2 separate regions of the Homo sapiens genome follow, and region 2 is linked to region 1. Evidence: chromatin loops called from intact Hi-C (ENCODE). Cell type or tissue: heart left ventricle. All regions are shown on one strand.

What was found. Hi-C counts contacts between places; a loop is a spot of excess contacts. Peaks named below come from ENCODE experiments on the same cell type or tissue, not always from the same donor. Only the 100,000 strongest peaks of a DNase experiment are listed, where the experiment ranks them.
Region 2: a loop joins it to region 1, with 2.7 times the contacts of the local background. A loop is called at or near these places in 6 of 110 quality-filtered maps.

The regions. Positions count from the first base shown.
Region 1 is chr4:53,533,105-53,541,104 of GRCh38, forward strand. All of the region lies in intron 2 of LNX1 (ligand of numb-protein X 1), which reads right to left. Among named protein-coding and RNA genes, the nearest start is that of LNX1-AS1, 37 kb to the left of the region's middle. In heart left ventricle, no CTCF peak of the experiment used is centred here; no DNase peak of the experiment used is centred here; H3K27ac peaks cover 2,084 bases.
Region 2 is chr4:53,649,865-53,657,864 of GRCh38, forward strand. It overlaps a transcript of LNX1 not described here. Among named protein-coding and RNA genes, the nearest start is that of LNX1-AS2, 61 kb to the left of the region's middle. In heart left ventricle, CTCF peaks have their summits at 4,067 (motif pointing left) and 6,646; a DNase peak (open chromatin) is centred at 1,438; H3K4me3 peaks cover 1,908 bases; H3K27ac peaks cover 2,520 bases.

The DNA of each region.
Region 1 (8,000 bases):
TTTGGTTAATTAATTGCCTTCTGGACAGCACAGTGGGCCTGGCCTGAGACTAACTGAGCTTTACCTTTTAAGACTGCAGTAAATCCTCCAGACAGCCATGGAAGCAGGGGCTGAGGCACACGGAGACTTGCAAATGAAGAGAGGTCCAATAGAACATACAAAGGAACCAGATTTGCCCGAGGAGCTTGGTAAAAATAGAATCCTGGGCCCCATTCTCCCTTTAGCAATTAGAATCCCTAAGACAGTCATTCTTAATCAGGGGCAATTTTATCCCAAAGAGACATCTGACAATATCTGGAGACTTTTTTATTTGAGGTGGCGTCTCCCTCTGTCGCCCAGGCTGGAGTGCAGCGGTGCGTTCTCAGCTCACCGCAACTTTTGCCTCCCAGGTTCAAGCAATTCTCCTTCCTCAGCCTCCTGAGTAGCTGGGACTACAGGCACATGCCATCACACCTGGCTAATTTTTGTATTTTTTGGTAGGGATGAGGTTTCACTGTGTTGATCAGACTGGTCTCAAACTCCTGTCCTCGAGTGATCCGCCCGCCTCGGCCTCCCAAAGTGCTGGGATTACAGGCATGAAACACTGTACCCAGCCTGGAGACATTTTTGATTGCCACGATTTGGGAGGGTGCTCCTGGCATGTAGGGGGTAGAGGACAGGGATACTGCTAAACATCCTACAATGCCCAGGACAGCCCCCACAACCAAGAATTATCTGGTCCAAAATGTCAGTAGTGCTAGGGATGACTACTTGATGTGAGAGGGGTGCCAAGCATCTGTGTTGTTGACAAACTCTCCAGGCTATTCCAGTGCACGCTAAGGTTTGAGAACTTCTGCCCATGCACTGGCAGCCAACTGACACATCAAGGTGCCAGGGCAGTGAGGGTGGGCAGAGGTAGATGAGAGTGGACACACCAAAAGCATGAGCACTGACAGTCACAGCCTACTTTACGAGTGTATCCAAGTAAGACTTGTGGAAGACTTTCATAATAGGACCTATCAGAAAGGGATGGTTCTCAGGAGAAGCCTAGGGCCCAGTTACCCCATGGAGAAGGGGGCAGGGCAGGCTGAACAAGTGCACCTCAGAAATATCAACCTCATTGTTAATTATTCCACCATTGCCTTCACGGCTTTGTTGGTTTGGCTCTTAAAGGGTCTCTGTGAATCCTCTTCTCAAGGGCATATGTTTCTGGGTAGGGGCCCATCTTCAACCCTGAATGTCATAAATTGATATAAGGAGAGCAGGAATTAGTGGTGGGGTGCAGTGGCTCACACCTATAATCCCAACACTTTGGAAGGCTGAGGCAGGAGGGTCTCGAGCCTAGGAGATCCAGAGCAGCCTGGGCAACATAGCAAGACCTTGTCTCTAAAAAGAAAAAATAAGAAAAAATTAGCCAAGCATTGAGGACATGCTTGTAGGCCCAGCTATTCAGAAGGCTGAGGTGGGAGGATCACTTAAACCCAGGAGTTTGGGGTTGCAAAGAGCTATGGTCACACCACTGTACTCTAGTCTGGGTAACAGAGCAACACCCTGTCTCTAAAAAAACATAATAATTCTAGGCCCTGTATTTTGGTCACTTGGCGTAAAACAACCTATTTGTCTTTGGGGGAGGATGTAAATATTTTCACAAGAAATATCTCAACTGTCTTCTGTACTCAAGAGAGTACCAAATCAAGAGTCAATGATTTGTGCTCTTTCTCATTTCTATTCAGCCATATACATTGTCCAGACTGCTATGTCTGGGGACCTTGGCATCCTTGCCCATAGTAATGGTTGACCTGTCTTAACAGCCTTGTTGTAAAAATCGTTGAGTGAGGACCTGTAAAACAATTACAACAGAAAGAAATGATTGCTCATGGGTACAAAGAAACCAGTAGTGTTAACCTGTTGAGATGAAAATGTTTTTCTATTAAGTCATGAAGCTGATGGGAGATGTTTGTCATTTTGCAGGGAATAATTATGAATCCTCCTTGCTATAAGGAAAGAGAGGAGAAATAGCACCAATGTTTTCTCTCTGCATCATAAAGGTTTAGACTTTTTTAAGGAACACAAAGGATGTAATCAAAGTCGTATGAGACTCACCAATATTGCTGTTTCCATTACAAACTAAGTCTGTTTAATTAGGTTATGTAGACCCCATAAACCATGGAGACCAGGCTTTGTTGTTTTGGATGCTTAAGCCATGACTCTTTTAGTCCTTTTTGCAAATTTTACCGTAGTCATTATCTTTCTCCTTGAAATGTTATTATTTCCATGACACAAAACATACATTTTGATGTTGTCACAAATGAAATCTCTCCCGTCCATCAAGAATAGCAAACTTTATTTCACTCTGCTTACCTGCAAGGGTACATGACAAATCAATCTAACAAAACAAATTGGCTCATTATGTTGTAATGAAGTTGAACATAAATTATTTTTTATGGCTAGATTTTATCATTCTATTTTGTTAGTGAATACTTTAAAACTCTGCATTAATGTCCTCAGAGGTAAATGTTACTATCAATTATAAAAATCATTGCAATTCATTGATACAGATGTGAATAAGATGTGGAAGGATGAGAGCCAGGGAAATGAGTTGAGTTTCTTGGCTCTATAGCCAGCGCCTTACATATGCCATGTACTTCCTAGTCTATTCCCTGCCTTTATGCCATCTCTCTTTCACTTCCTCATTCATAGTAATTCAATAGATGAATTACTTCTCATTCATCTGTTGGCACAGTTCATGAGCATGTCGGGCTGGGACTAACTGTATGTCTACATTTGATATGACCCCTGATAACTGTTGACAAAAGCACCATCACACCCATTTTACCGATGGGGAAGCTCAAATACCAAAGGATTGGACTTAGTCAAGGTCAGTACTTCCGAGAGGTATTCAGGGACCACACTGATAGAAGCCTTGTGGGTTAATTACTTGACCCTGCCCCCAAGTCCTCCTACCTGTTTTTAATAAGCATTTTACAGTACCCTGTAGCTGCTTTGCCATTGTTTTGTTCATTATTCCATGTAACAAGGTTGCCTGGTTTTCCTTACATAAGCAGGAAGAACTGGGTAGACACTAAAACCATTTCTACATAAACACAATGCTCTCCATCTGTGAATACACTTCCCATATTCTCAGGTCAGTCTCTTAGTGGAAATCCCATGGGAAATACCTAACAATTTCTTCCAGTGCCCAAAGCCACCTACCTCGCAGTGCGAATGAACAGATTCTCACTCCACATCTTCAAGAGGGGACTTTTACACAAACGCCACACACAGTCAAAGTCGTTCCCTAAGGAACTCTTACAAAAATGGTCCCAGTAAAATATCTAGAAATGTATCTAGGAATGGTGCCTAGATCACCAGCAACTCCTGACCTAAAAAAGTTTCCTCTTCCTCCCCAACCTTTGTCCTAGAACACACTGTGTTCTACAAAAGCACATTACAAAAAAATGATTTTGGCAGTCCTGATTTACCAGCTCTGGACCAGATCTCAGGGCCTCTGTGTCCCTGGTTTGGTGCTTCCATTTCCATATTGCTTCTTCATAAAAAGTTTTGCAAATACTGATGTGACACAGCTTCCTCAAATGAATGCTTTAAATGCCTCTAAAGAGACTTTGATTACACTAAGAAGCAGAAAATGTTCTTGACAAACCACTCCTTTGTTTTTCTATAATTAGTTGGGTTCTCTTCCTCTTCTCAATTCTACACCTAATGATGCATCTTGTGTTGTTATTTAAATAACACAAAAGACATGGTAGATTGCATTTATTACACTATGATACAAATATTTTAGTATAGATGTAGAATTTCTGCTCCAACCCCAGGATCTTTATTTTCTGTTTTTAGCAAAATCCAAATATCTCTGACTTGGTGTTAACAGTGATGATTTCTAATTACTTAGGAAAATCTACCTTTTTGTTTACTGCTTTTTTATAACGTGAGCCACTAGGCATGCCATTAGGTGAAAAGACTCACCTCTAGGTTTGTTTACTTTGCATTTTAGAGTGGTAGTGGGGACGGTATGAGTACTGATTTTCCTGTCAAAGTTAATTTGCCGTAAGACATATAATAAAAGTGCATGTATTAATAAATAAAAAAGGCAGCTAACTTGCACGAACATCTGACGCTTCTCATGGAGTCAAACACCAAACAAATTATAAAGGAAGTAAAAGCATTCCTGTAAATGCTTTCAAATGGTAAACAACACCCTTGAAGTCCTATGTGTGCAATAGCCTTGGGTCCACCCTTTCTTAATTGACAATGTTTTGTCTGAGGGTCAAGTTCTAGTCTTCCCTCTGTCTAATCTAGTTCATGGATGGAGAAGGGAGGAAGGCTGTGGGTTTCTTCTACCAACAGGTGGCCAGATGCAAGTTCCTTGGAAAACATTGATTAGCTTTATTCCTTTTATAGCAATACACAGTGAGTAGTTTCAAAGGATCAGAAAATGGACATTTTTTATGTTCCTTTAGTATTTTCTCACTCTTTCCATCTCTCCATTTACATTAGTGTGACTTTGCATCAAACACAGGGCTCTCCTGCCAGGCTTGTGAGACTCAGCACTGCCAGGAGCCCCACACAGGTGGATGGCCCCGGGCACCTTCTTTGTACCATTTCCCCATCTGTCATTAGGCTGTGCCCCGAGTTCCACAGGAGCCTACCCAAACCACACCCTGTAATACAGTCAAGGAAGAGAATGTCTTTGTCACTGACAACAAAGGAACAGCTTTCAGTGAGCAGCACTCCTTCCTCATGAAACACACTCTGGTCCAGCCAGTTTGCTTCCTTTCAGGAAACGGTGTGGGGAGGTCAGTGACCTGAGTGAGTTGCATCTGTACCTCTCTGAGGACAGAATATCCTAAGGCTGGGGGAGAGAGCCTTGGCTACTGTCAATAATTGCTTCTCTAATTATTCTGTCTCATTCTGAATACCAAAGATTAGGGAACATAAAGTATGTGATGAAATTTACATAGCAATTGGTTTCAACCAACCATTGGCTAGATATGTTTCATTAAAACAAAACAGAACAAAACAAAACAAAACAATCACAAACTCACTCCCAAGCACAGAATCCAGAGGAAAGGAAACACACATGGCTTGAAGGATGGGCATGTGGATTGCTCCTGTGGTTGGGACACCATGGCATCCAGGTTTTATCTGCACCCCTTTCCACTGGACTGCCTACAGAACAGTTGGGCAAGACCCTCTTCTTTCAGGCTAAGAGCCAGAATCAGCAGCCATAGAAAAATACCTTCTGGCAGCAGAGTCTTCTGCTACCTAGAACAGCTTTCCCTGTGAAGTTCTGCTGTATTTGGGGCTCCCACTAACTCCAAGGAAAATTAGTGGAGGAGGCAGGCATGAGGGGTGGCATGAGACTAGGACCCCTGCTTTTTTGAATGCATGAGGGTTCATCGTTGAAAAACCACTCCATTACTCTTCAGGTACAATTAATCTGAATAAGCCCTACAATAGGAAAAGTCAGAGTCAATCCACTTGCTCTGTTAGATTGCTTAAACCTAGTATCATGGCATGCATTTGGTTAAAAGCTCTTCCCCATGTAGCCTGAGTCTCACTTGATTCATCTATTATTCAAAAGCTGTGATTGAAAGAGCCTTCAAACTCACAGGTGTTCAGGTCACTGGGGATGCTGCACAAAGATTCGAAATGCAGCAGCCATTAGTGTCCAGTCTCATTATTTTCAAGCCAGGAAAGGCTAAACATTAACATGCTGGAACAAGAGCCCTTTTGGGGAGAAAAAAAATAAAAGGTAACTGAAGACCCTCAATAGCGACAACATGTTCTGTAACTTCTGGAAGTAATCACAGGGAACAAGCCAAATGGCCGATTAACAGTCATGCACAGACAGTCTTCCATGGCCAAGTCCAGGAGATCTGACGGGTTGAAGGGGATCCAGAAGGAAGACTAAATCAACTTGGTCCCCCTGAAAGTGAAGTCAGTTCCAAGGGCTGAATGTGTTTTAAAGGTTTTTGTTTTTTCCTTTAGGTTAAATTTCCTGGATAAAATCAGATCAGCCGTGTAATCACCCTGCTACAATAAAAGGAGCTCAGTGTGCTTTATGGCAACCACACCAGTCAAGGGCTCTCTCTGGCACCAAGGGAGCCATAAGGGCCCCCTGCCAAGTGGAGCTGAGGGATGCTCGAGGCCAGGGTCTGGACCTTCTCACTATAAAAAGAATAGTGAAGTATACAGATATTTACCTACTGAGTTATGTTTGGGCTGATAAAAATGCTCAGATGTCCTTTAGTTTCTCTTTATTGTATTAGTTTAATTTTTGAGACCTGTCTCACTCTGTCGCCCGCCTTGGAGTGCAGTGGTGCAATCTCTGCTCACTGCAGCCTCAACCTCCTGGGGCTCAAGCAATCCTCCCACCTCAGCCTTCCCAGTAGCTGGGACTACAGGCATGTGCCACCATGCCCAGCTAATTTTTTTAGTTTCTCCTTTAAATGACTGTTTGTGTAAGAATTGTAGGACTTTGAAAAGATTTGAGCTTTGAAATTTCTCTAGTATAATGTGAGCACATGATTCATATGAATATTCAGTTGCAGAAAATGTTTTTGTTCTAACTTGTTTAATGCCTGCTCTGATCTTAAAATGATCTCCTTAACATGTATGTATACACAAGTCTCTAAATACCAGGACTGCTGTTACCCAAAACCCACACTATCAAAGATATTGCTCGCTTCATATTTTCAAAGTCAGCTTTTGGAGGACAGGGACAATGGTTTCTTGTAATCTGCTGAGGGAGTCAACCCCAGTGAGGCTGTTCCTTCTCTGTAACCAGCTGCAATTAGGATTTCTACTGTCCTTGCATGGGGCATCCATGGCAAAGGTTGACTTGGCCATGTGGTTAGAACTGGAAATTCAGTATTTTCAGTATTTTCAGTTGCTCCAGTTGTTTTTGCTCGGGCTACTAATCAATACCAAATCTAGTGCTATCTGAATAAAATAAGATGGCATAGCAACTACCCCATTCTTGCTAACAACTCCAAATGACAACATGGTGGCTCACATCTGTAATCCCAGCACTTTGAGAGTCTGAGGCTGGCAGATTGCTTGAGCTCAGGAGTTTGAGACCAGTCTAGACAACATGGCAAAACCCTGTCTCTAAAAAAAAATACAAAAATTAGCCAGGCATGGGGGCGTGCACCTGTAGTCCCAGCCACTCGGGGGGCTTAGGAGAGAGGATGGCTTGAGCCCGAGTGGTTGAGGCTGCAGTAAGTCATGACTCCGCCACTGCACTCCAGCCTGAGTGAGAGTGAGACCCTGTCCCCGCCTCCCCAGAAAAGATAGTGAGGCTTTACTTGAGTGTGCTCCAACTCAACCTCAAGGTGCCATGCCACCTTGTAAGAAAGCTTGTTAAAAATAAGTGTTATTAGCCTGGCTGACATGGTGAAACCCCGTCTCTACTGAAAATACAAAAAATTAGCTGGGCATGGTGGTGGGTGCCTGTAATCCCAGCTACTCGGGAGGCTGAGACAGAAGAATTGCTTGAACCCAGGAGGGGGAGGTTGCAGCGAGCCGAGATTGCGCCACTGCACTCCAGCCTGGGCAACAAGCAAAGCTCTGTCTCAAAAAACAAAAAACAAAAAACAAAAAAACCCCCCTGTTATTATTATAAACAGAGCTACAGACTGTGTAGACATCGACACAGTGCTGATTTAAGTATCCTCACTTATTGGGGTCAAACATTTGTCTTTAGTAAAATAAGGGCACTGTATTTGATTCTAAAAATAAATGGCAGGAGAGCTGGGAATGGTGGCTGACGCCTGTAATCCCAGCACTTTGGGAGGCTGAGACGGGCGGATCACTTGAGGTCAGGAGCTCAAGACTAGCCTGGCCAACATGGTGAAACCCTGTCTCTTCTAAAAATACAAAAATTAGTTGGGTATGTTGGTGCTTGCCTGTAATCCCAGCTACCTGGGAGGCTGAGGCAGGAGAATCCCTTGAACCTGGGCGGCAGAGCTTGCAGTGAGCCGAGACCACGCCACTGCACT
Region 2 (8,000 bases), 120 kb after region 1:
TTAAATCTCTATGTTCCACCCTAGCCAAGCACCTGGAACCTCGTAAGCGCTTTGTATCTGTTGTTGAGTAAATGAATAATGGAGAACCTAGACAAGGACTTGACAGAGAAGAAAAAGGAGCAGGGACTGCCCAAATAGTAGTTTTCACCCTGGAAATGTTTTTACTACCCTGAGCAGAGAGTGAGCAGCCCACATCCATATAGATGAGCAGACCGAGTGGAATAGAATGAATGGAATGAGCCTGGCTTCTTCAGGCCTGATGCTGAGGACACGTGCCCTGCCTGTATGGAGGAGACAGCTTTGTCCCCCATCAAAGACAGTGACAACACAGGTACATACACAAATGCATAGCGCGTGTCACAGTCCTTAAATACATTACATAGGGCTGAGCAAAGTAGGCACCTGTGCGGGGTGTGGAGGACATACGGTAGCTCCAGAATTCCAGGAGCCAGCTCAGGGCAGCCCAGAACAAAGTGTCAGGGCCTAAGCAGGGTGCGGAGGGCATCTGCATGGGCAGGGGACAGTGGTCATGATGGCAGTTGATGACATTTGGGGGACTGAGCAAATAAGCAAATAATATATTAAGGATAATGGGAGCCGGCTTCTGATGAATGTCAGAGAAGGGAGTTACAAATGTGGAAAGGGAGAAAACTCTGTGGTGTTGGATTGGAATTGGAAGTATGAATTTATGGTTTTCTATACATATAGATTAACATAGAAATAAATAGATACGTAAATAGAGGAGGAAGCTGGGATTCAAAATTAGATCTGTCTAGCTCTTTTCACCGTTCTATACTACCGCCCTACATATAGGGCCTCTGCTGTGAAACCTCTGTCCCCTTCCGTGTCCCCCCAAGAACCTCAACCCTAACTCACACAGACTTAAAGGATTCCACCCTCATGGTTCCAGAGCATGCATCACACCTCATGTCATTAGTTGCACACAACTAACTCATGAGGTTTTCATTACACTGAGGGTAGGCCTCCTCTTATCTGTATTCCCTGCATCTCCCTTGGAGCCAGGCACATGGTCATCACAATAGTTAGTATTAATATTTATTGTGCAGTTGTTATGCACCAGGAAAGACTTCACATGCATAATCTCATTTACAGCTGAAGACAACGCTATGAGGGATGTATTACCATCATTCTCATTTTACATATTGGCAAGGTGAAGTTAGAGGTGTTAACTGAGGTACCCCAAAATGCAGAGCTAGTAGGAAGTAGAACCAAGAATCAAGAACAGACAGTCTAATTCCTCAGGCTATGCTCCTCTCCCCTCGGCTCTGCCACATGGACTTGGTGTAAGCAAATGTTCACTCAACAAATTCCTCCTGGGGGACTTGTGTATCTGAATGCTCTCCCTCAATCCAAGTCCACACTTTATGTTGAGCTCGTTTGAAGCTCACCTCTTTAGGGGAGCCCCACCCCCATCCTGCTCTGCACTGCGTCAGCATTCCTTGGGCACCGGACTTGCACCACGCCCTGACACATGACCAGTCAGTGTTGGAGCAGGGAACATAGTTTATCGACATTTGTTGAAGTGAATTCAATGCCCAGGAATGGAAGTAAACAGGAATACATGACAAGGTGGTATATTGTACAGGATACTGTGGCTATCTATTTCTGGATTTTCCAGGAGAGTTCCAATTTCTAAAATTCCATCCTCTCATCAGAACATTTGTCAGAATACGTGGCCAAGAATGTACTCTGGAATTTTGTTTAAAGAGTAGGGTCACCATTCTACTGAAAAGAGATGGGAATGGAGACAGGATGTGCTGCTGGTCACCCACAACCCTACACACCCGTGAGCAGGTCACAGCTTCTCTCAACCTCTTTATCCATGGGTAAAACTGCAATGCAACACCTACTCCTACTGTGGAATGAAACAAAGTCTGTGTGTGAATGTGTTTTAAATGACGATAAAGAATAATGTCACATAAACCCAGTTACTGTTAGTGGGAATACTTACATTTTTACTGACCTGTCTGGCAAGTCATTTTCATTTGTGAAAGTAAAGAAGCTTTTAATGAAGGCCACTGCAGAAAAAAATAGGGTATAAAGAGCGCAAATGCCCTGAGGCCTTTCTAGTGTTTTGAAAAAGATACCTAGATATTTCCATCTTTTAGACTCTCCTCAATTTGATGTGTGTGTGTGAGAGAGAGAGAGAGAGAGAGAGAGAGAGAGAGAGAGAGAGACAGAGAAAGAGATAGGGGTGAGAGCTGGAGGCTGAGTGGGCAGAGGTGAAGTTTTTTTTTAAATTGTATGAGATTCTACCTGGTGGAGGAACCGGGCCATCTTACCTTTGCTGTATTGCGGATCAGTTCCCAGCTGTGTGACGTCTCAGGAGATAGTCCGTTTGAGAGCTGAGCTTTTCTGGCTTAGCAGTAGCTCGGAAAATTTTTCTTTCTCTTTCCAGTGTTCTTCGTCCCAGCTATGCATGAAAACTGCTCCACCTTTGTACGTGCGGGGGTTAACCTGGGCATCCCCTGCCCCTTCTGCAAGGCTTTGAGTAGAGCAGATCCATAAAACTGAGAGCAGCTATGGGGAGCTTCGAGGGAGAGTGGTCCCCTGCAGAGCAGCATGCATTAGCATCAGTGACAAATCTCTTCTGGTTTGGATGGGGCTGAGACGCCCCTGAACTTCCTTCTGCTCTTGCCAAAAGCCAAGGTCCTTTTGTTCACCTTTAGGGTTGCCAAGTCAGGCCTACCTCGCCCCTAGATGTTGTTTCCTGCAGGCAATGGGAAAATGATCTTGGAGCCAGAGAAGGGAAATCAACAAGGAAATAAACACAGGGTCACCACACCTTCAGGCCATCATTAGGTCTGGAACATTATCATGCTGGGACCAGCTCCTAAATAGGCAGGGGCTACTGACTGGACAGGTCCTATAATCCTTGGCATCTTTTATTTTTGAATATGTAAAGGGGCATGCACCAAAATCTATATCAGGCAAATAAGTACTTCTGACTTGTTCCAATACCTTGCCAAAACTTTCAAAGATTTTCTATTGGCAGTATTGCTCATAACTGAACACTGGCTAATGTTTGTAGACGAAGAAAAAGAATGAGCAAGTTTGTGGCTGATACTATTTAAGACTCTTAACTCTAAAGATATAGAATTATTGTTTAAATAAGGATTTCTTCTGCTCATTCTTCAGCATCACCATCATCATCATCGTCAGTGGCTGCAGCATCTTTGCTAACATTTATTAAGTGCTTACCGTCTACCAGGTTCTGTAGTAATTACCTGACCTGCATTATTTTATTTAATTCTCCACAGAATCCTATAATTATCACTCCCATTATATAGATAAAGAAACTGAGCATTACAGAGACTAAGTCATTCCTGCAAAGTGACCCAGCTAGTTAAAAATGTAAACGTTGCACTTCTGGAAGTGTGCTTTTCTGAGTTTTGCTTTTCCCACTGGTTTGCTTAAGCACTTCTGTGGGCTGACAGCTCCAGCAATGGCCAAAGATTTTACTTAAATAAGCGATTAGCTCTGGGAATCAGATTCTAAGTGGAAACATGAATAATTAGTGAATTAAGTAGTCTCTTTCCAGAGATGTGAGTCGGGTGCTGGATGTTATCTTATGTATATGCAACATGCAAGAAAGACACATAGAGTCCAGGTACTTGTGGCTGCCTAATCACAGGTGGTGCCGCTGGCTGCGGTGCCTTCAGCTCTCCACTGTGACTCTGATTTACAAACAAGGAAGTACACTGCAAATCCCTTGGCCTCTGTGTGCATTTTGGTCATGGCCTGATTGCCACTTTGTCCTTTTGACTTTCAGAGCCAGCTGCTACAAGTTTCTTTTAATCAATAATCCACCGAGTGAATGAGGCAAAATTAGCAGCCTGGAAACTTCTGCCTGGTGAGATGAAGTCAGCACATGTATTTTCAGTCCTAAGGTCACACTTCTGACTCTTTTTGGTTCTACCCCTAATCTTTATTTTTAATTGCTAGCAGTTAGCTCTCTTGTGTCATGGCGGTTACCCAGGGCAGCTGGCATCTGGTCAAACAAAAGTAAAACAGTTAATTAGGAGACAAAAGGATGCCCTCCAGTGGGCCCAAGTTGTCTGTTCTCATAAACATAAGAGTTGTGACATCAGGGCAGTTGCACATTCTTGTCACCCTTGGATTTGTTTGGCGACGCTTTGGGGGTATTTTGCCCTAAGGCTGCATGAGCCTTTACACTTGAGGTTGGTCAGCTTTTTGTTCTTAACAGAGACTGAAGACTTATTTACTGGAGTTATGGTAACAAAGAGAAAAAAGTCTAGGCTTTTACTTATCATTTCATTTTTTCTCCCAGAGGTTTATAACTAAGTGCAGTTTTTAGATATGTTTATGGACTCTGGTCTTGGAGTTCTTTGATGAGGAAAGGTAATTTATAACAGTCAAATTGGCCTTTTCAACCTTATCACATGAAATAAAAAACCAAAATGTTGGAAAGGAGCTGATGTAATAGAGACTTTCAAGCTCCTCATCTGCTTCGTGGCTTTTCACCAACAGGAAACAATGATGGCAGATTTGGGGACTGTCATAAGCATGGGGTTTTCCATTCAGAAAGGTAAGGTAGGTGGGGATTTTATTTCTCCTTTCTCATCTGCGAGCAACCGGATTAGCACTGATTGATTTGGTTCCAAGAATTGAGTCCATTCCGAGATTGCCAACACACACACATACCTCCCAAACCTGCTTTTTTGCATGGTCATGTAACCAAGGCAGCTAACAGTTTAAAACTGGAAACAAAGAGAAGTCATGAATGAAAAGCAGGCATATTAATTTAGCTTTACAAGTGTGCCCTTTCCAAAGCCAGGATTACTCATTCCCTGGCAGCCTACAGCATGGAGACCTGAGTCTGCTCAAACGCCATGGCTTTAGAGTGTCACTTCCATTTGGTGTGGGATTTTAAGGAGAGAGGCTCCAACTCAGCAGAAATGTCCAACTGTAATTAAAATCCTTGTCATTATGAAGCAAACATAGCTTCACCGTAAAGGGGAGAATGGCTCATTTTTAGTGTCCCAGAAAAGTCACAAATATCATACCCAGTTACATGCAGAGAAAACTTCCTCATTATTGGTGCATTTTGGGAATGCATTAAAGGGACATTAAATCTCAGAAATGTGAAATGACAGTGGAGACATTTCCATCTTCTAACTGTGATAAAGAAATCAGAACCTGAGCTAGCTTTCTTTCAGGTCCATTTTCACTCTTATGAGATGCTCAGGGTGAAAATGAATTTATGTTAACAGGAGGGAGAAAATGGTTTCTTTGAACCATTATGACCTGGTTGCTTTCCTTTCTCTCCTCTAATGGTAAACCTTAGTGTACTCACATGTACCTACAAGTGGGGCAGGAAGTGAGGAGCCCAAAGCCCCACCCCAAGGCTTCAGATACTGTTTTTCTGCCAACGATCCCCATATTTGTGTCTCTGGCTCAGACTCTCTTCTGGGCTTCCAACTGCATTCTCAGTGTCTCATAGCCATCTCAAACTCCACACAGCCAAAGCCAACTCATCATCTTCTCTTCCTGCCTCGCCTCATGTTTCCCCATCTCATCCATCTAAATGTTGCAGCCTGGGAGTTACCTCTACAGGGTCCATCCCTCAAGTCCCACATCCAATCCACGAAGTACGTTCCATCAGTTTCACCTTCAAAATTTATATCCATTTCAATCATTGCCCTCTGTTTCCACTCCCACAATGGTCTGAGCCTCTGTCGCTCTTACCTGAATTTCTGCAGTAGTCTCTTCATGAATCTTCTTGCTTCCCTTCTTGCCCCTTGTCCCTCTATCAAATCTGCACTCCACATTCCAGCTGAATTAGACTTTTAAAAAAGTAGGTCAGCTCATGCCATTAGACTATCTAGAGGCGTCAAGGTTCTCCACTGCACTCAGGAGGAAACACAAAACCCCTGGTGTGGCCACTAGGTTTGGCTTAACGTGCTCCCTGCTCACTTCTCCAGCATTATCTCAGCACGCTCCCTTCTCAGTGTACTTGGACCACAGAATGCACCACTAATGGCAGTGTCTTGAACACACCCAGCTTTTCTCCATCTCACAGGCTTTCTTGTTCCTGGACTGGTCTTTACCCTTCCTCTCTCACACACAGACTCTCTGTCTCTTTCTGCCTAACTCACTCTTTCTCATCTTTCAGGTCACAGCTCAAAAGTCATTTCCTAGGGACACCCCACGACCTCGCCCCTTGTCCTCATTTCCTTTGAGCACTTGATACTACATGTAAGTCTATTATTTATTTGCCTATTTTGCCTAATATTTATGTAACTTATAATTTACCCACTTACAGAGACCCCTCCCTCCAAAACAAGGTTTCCTTCCATGAAGTCAGGAGCTAGGTCTATTTTGTCCCCAACTATATGTCCAAGACCTGCCTGCTACACAATACATTCTAAATAAAACAAAATGCTGAACGAAGACATGAATAATTGAATGAGATCATCTTTTTTCTCTCAATTCAGGTTAGTTAAGGAACCTGAGTTTCTTAAATAGTTGTTGAGAGGTACTCACATGTTTTTATTCACATACAGATCTAGTTTTCCCTGTGCAGATGTAGAGAATTAGCAAATAATTGTGGCCTAGAGAATCTACCAGAGTCCTCCTTTCAGAGGAACCACTTTCTGTTGCCTCTGGGAGTGCTGTTCCACAGCGCAGGGAAGAGATGGGGAAGAACCAGAAAATAAAGGCTTCTGGCTTTCCACTTTAGATTTCGTAATTCATTTTCCGTGAAAACGATAGGGCCAAGTGGAAATTGTACTGTTTTAAAAGTTTCTGGGGGCCAGCTCTGGGAAACCAAACATCATTTAGATTTAGAACATCAGTTTATGGGAAGAAATGTGTTCCAAATTCTAACAACCAACATATCCTCCAAAAATGACTCGGAACAAAAACTCTAAGTGGGGAGTTTGCCTGTTTTGTGTTTTAGATGAATTTGTAAAAATACTGTGACTCATCACCAGCCACACCCTCCCCGGCTCTCATCTTAATTTGGGTTCTGGTTAGCATGCATTGGACAACATTGGGAATGCCTCGGAGATAATTTATTCACACTGGAATTTTTTTATTTGCATTGAGGCAGAGCCAGGAAACACTTATTTTCTTGTCCATATTAGGAAGTAGCTTCCGATGCACCAAGAAAGTGCAATATTGAACCATTCTCCTGGCCTCCCTCAAGCTCCAGAGTTAATCCTCCTATTAGGAGTAAAAACCAATCCCATTGGTGAGATTGGGAGCTCCTGACTAATCTGATTGCTGAGATCAGGAGTCCCTGACCAATCAGATTGGTGAGACAGGATGGAGGACATCCTTTCCCAGACCTCTCGCCTGAGCACTAGGGGATTGCATTGAAAAAGCAAGGGCCTCCTTCTCTCGCATGCTGGATTCTGTGTGATGAGACTTGGAGGACATGGAGAGGGTGGCTGTTCAGCCTCCAGTCACCCTGTTTGTTCGTTTGTTTATTTATTTATTTGATGGAGTTTTGCCCTTGTTGCCCAGGCTGGAGTGCAATGGCGGGATCTCGGCTCACTGCAACCTCTGCCTCCAGGGTTCAAGTGATTCTCCTGCCTCAGCCTCCCGAGTAGCTGGGATTACCAGCGCCTGCTACCACGCTCACTAATTTTTTCGTATTTTTAATAGAGACGGGGTTTCACCATGTTGGCCAGGCTGGTCTCAAACTCCTGACCTCAGGTGATCCACCCACCTCGGCCTCCCAAAGTGTTGGGATTACAGGCGTGAGCCACTGCTCCAGGCCATCACCCTGTTTTAAACAGGCTGCGCATGCACAGGGATGCCAGCCCAGCTGAGACAGGTCTCTGCTCTCTTGCTTACGTCTTCTTCCCCGTCACTCTTTTGATTGGTGTAGTCGGACTCTTGCATACCATAGTTCAGAGAGGACGGGATACACCTTTGAGTCATTTTTAATCCAGCTCCTCAGAAAGCTGATACAATCTTTAATATCCCCTATTGGCTCTTTATTTCTGTCC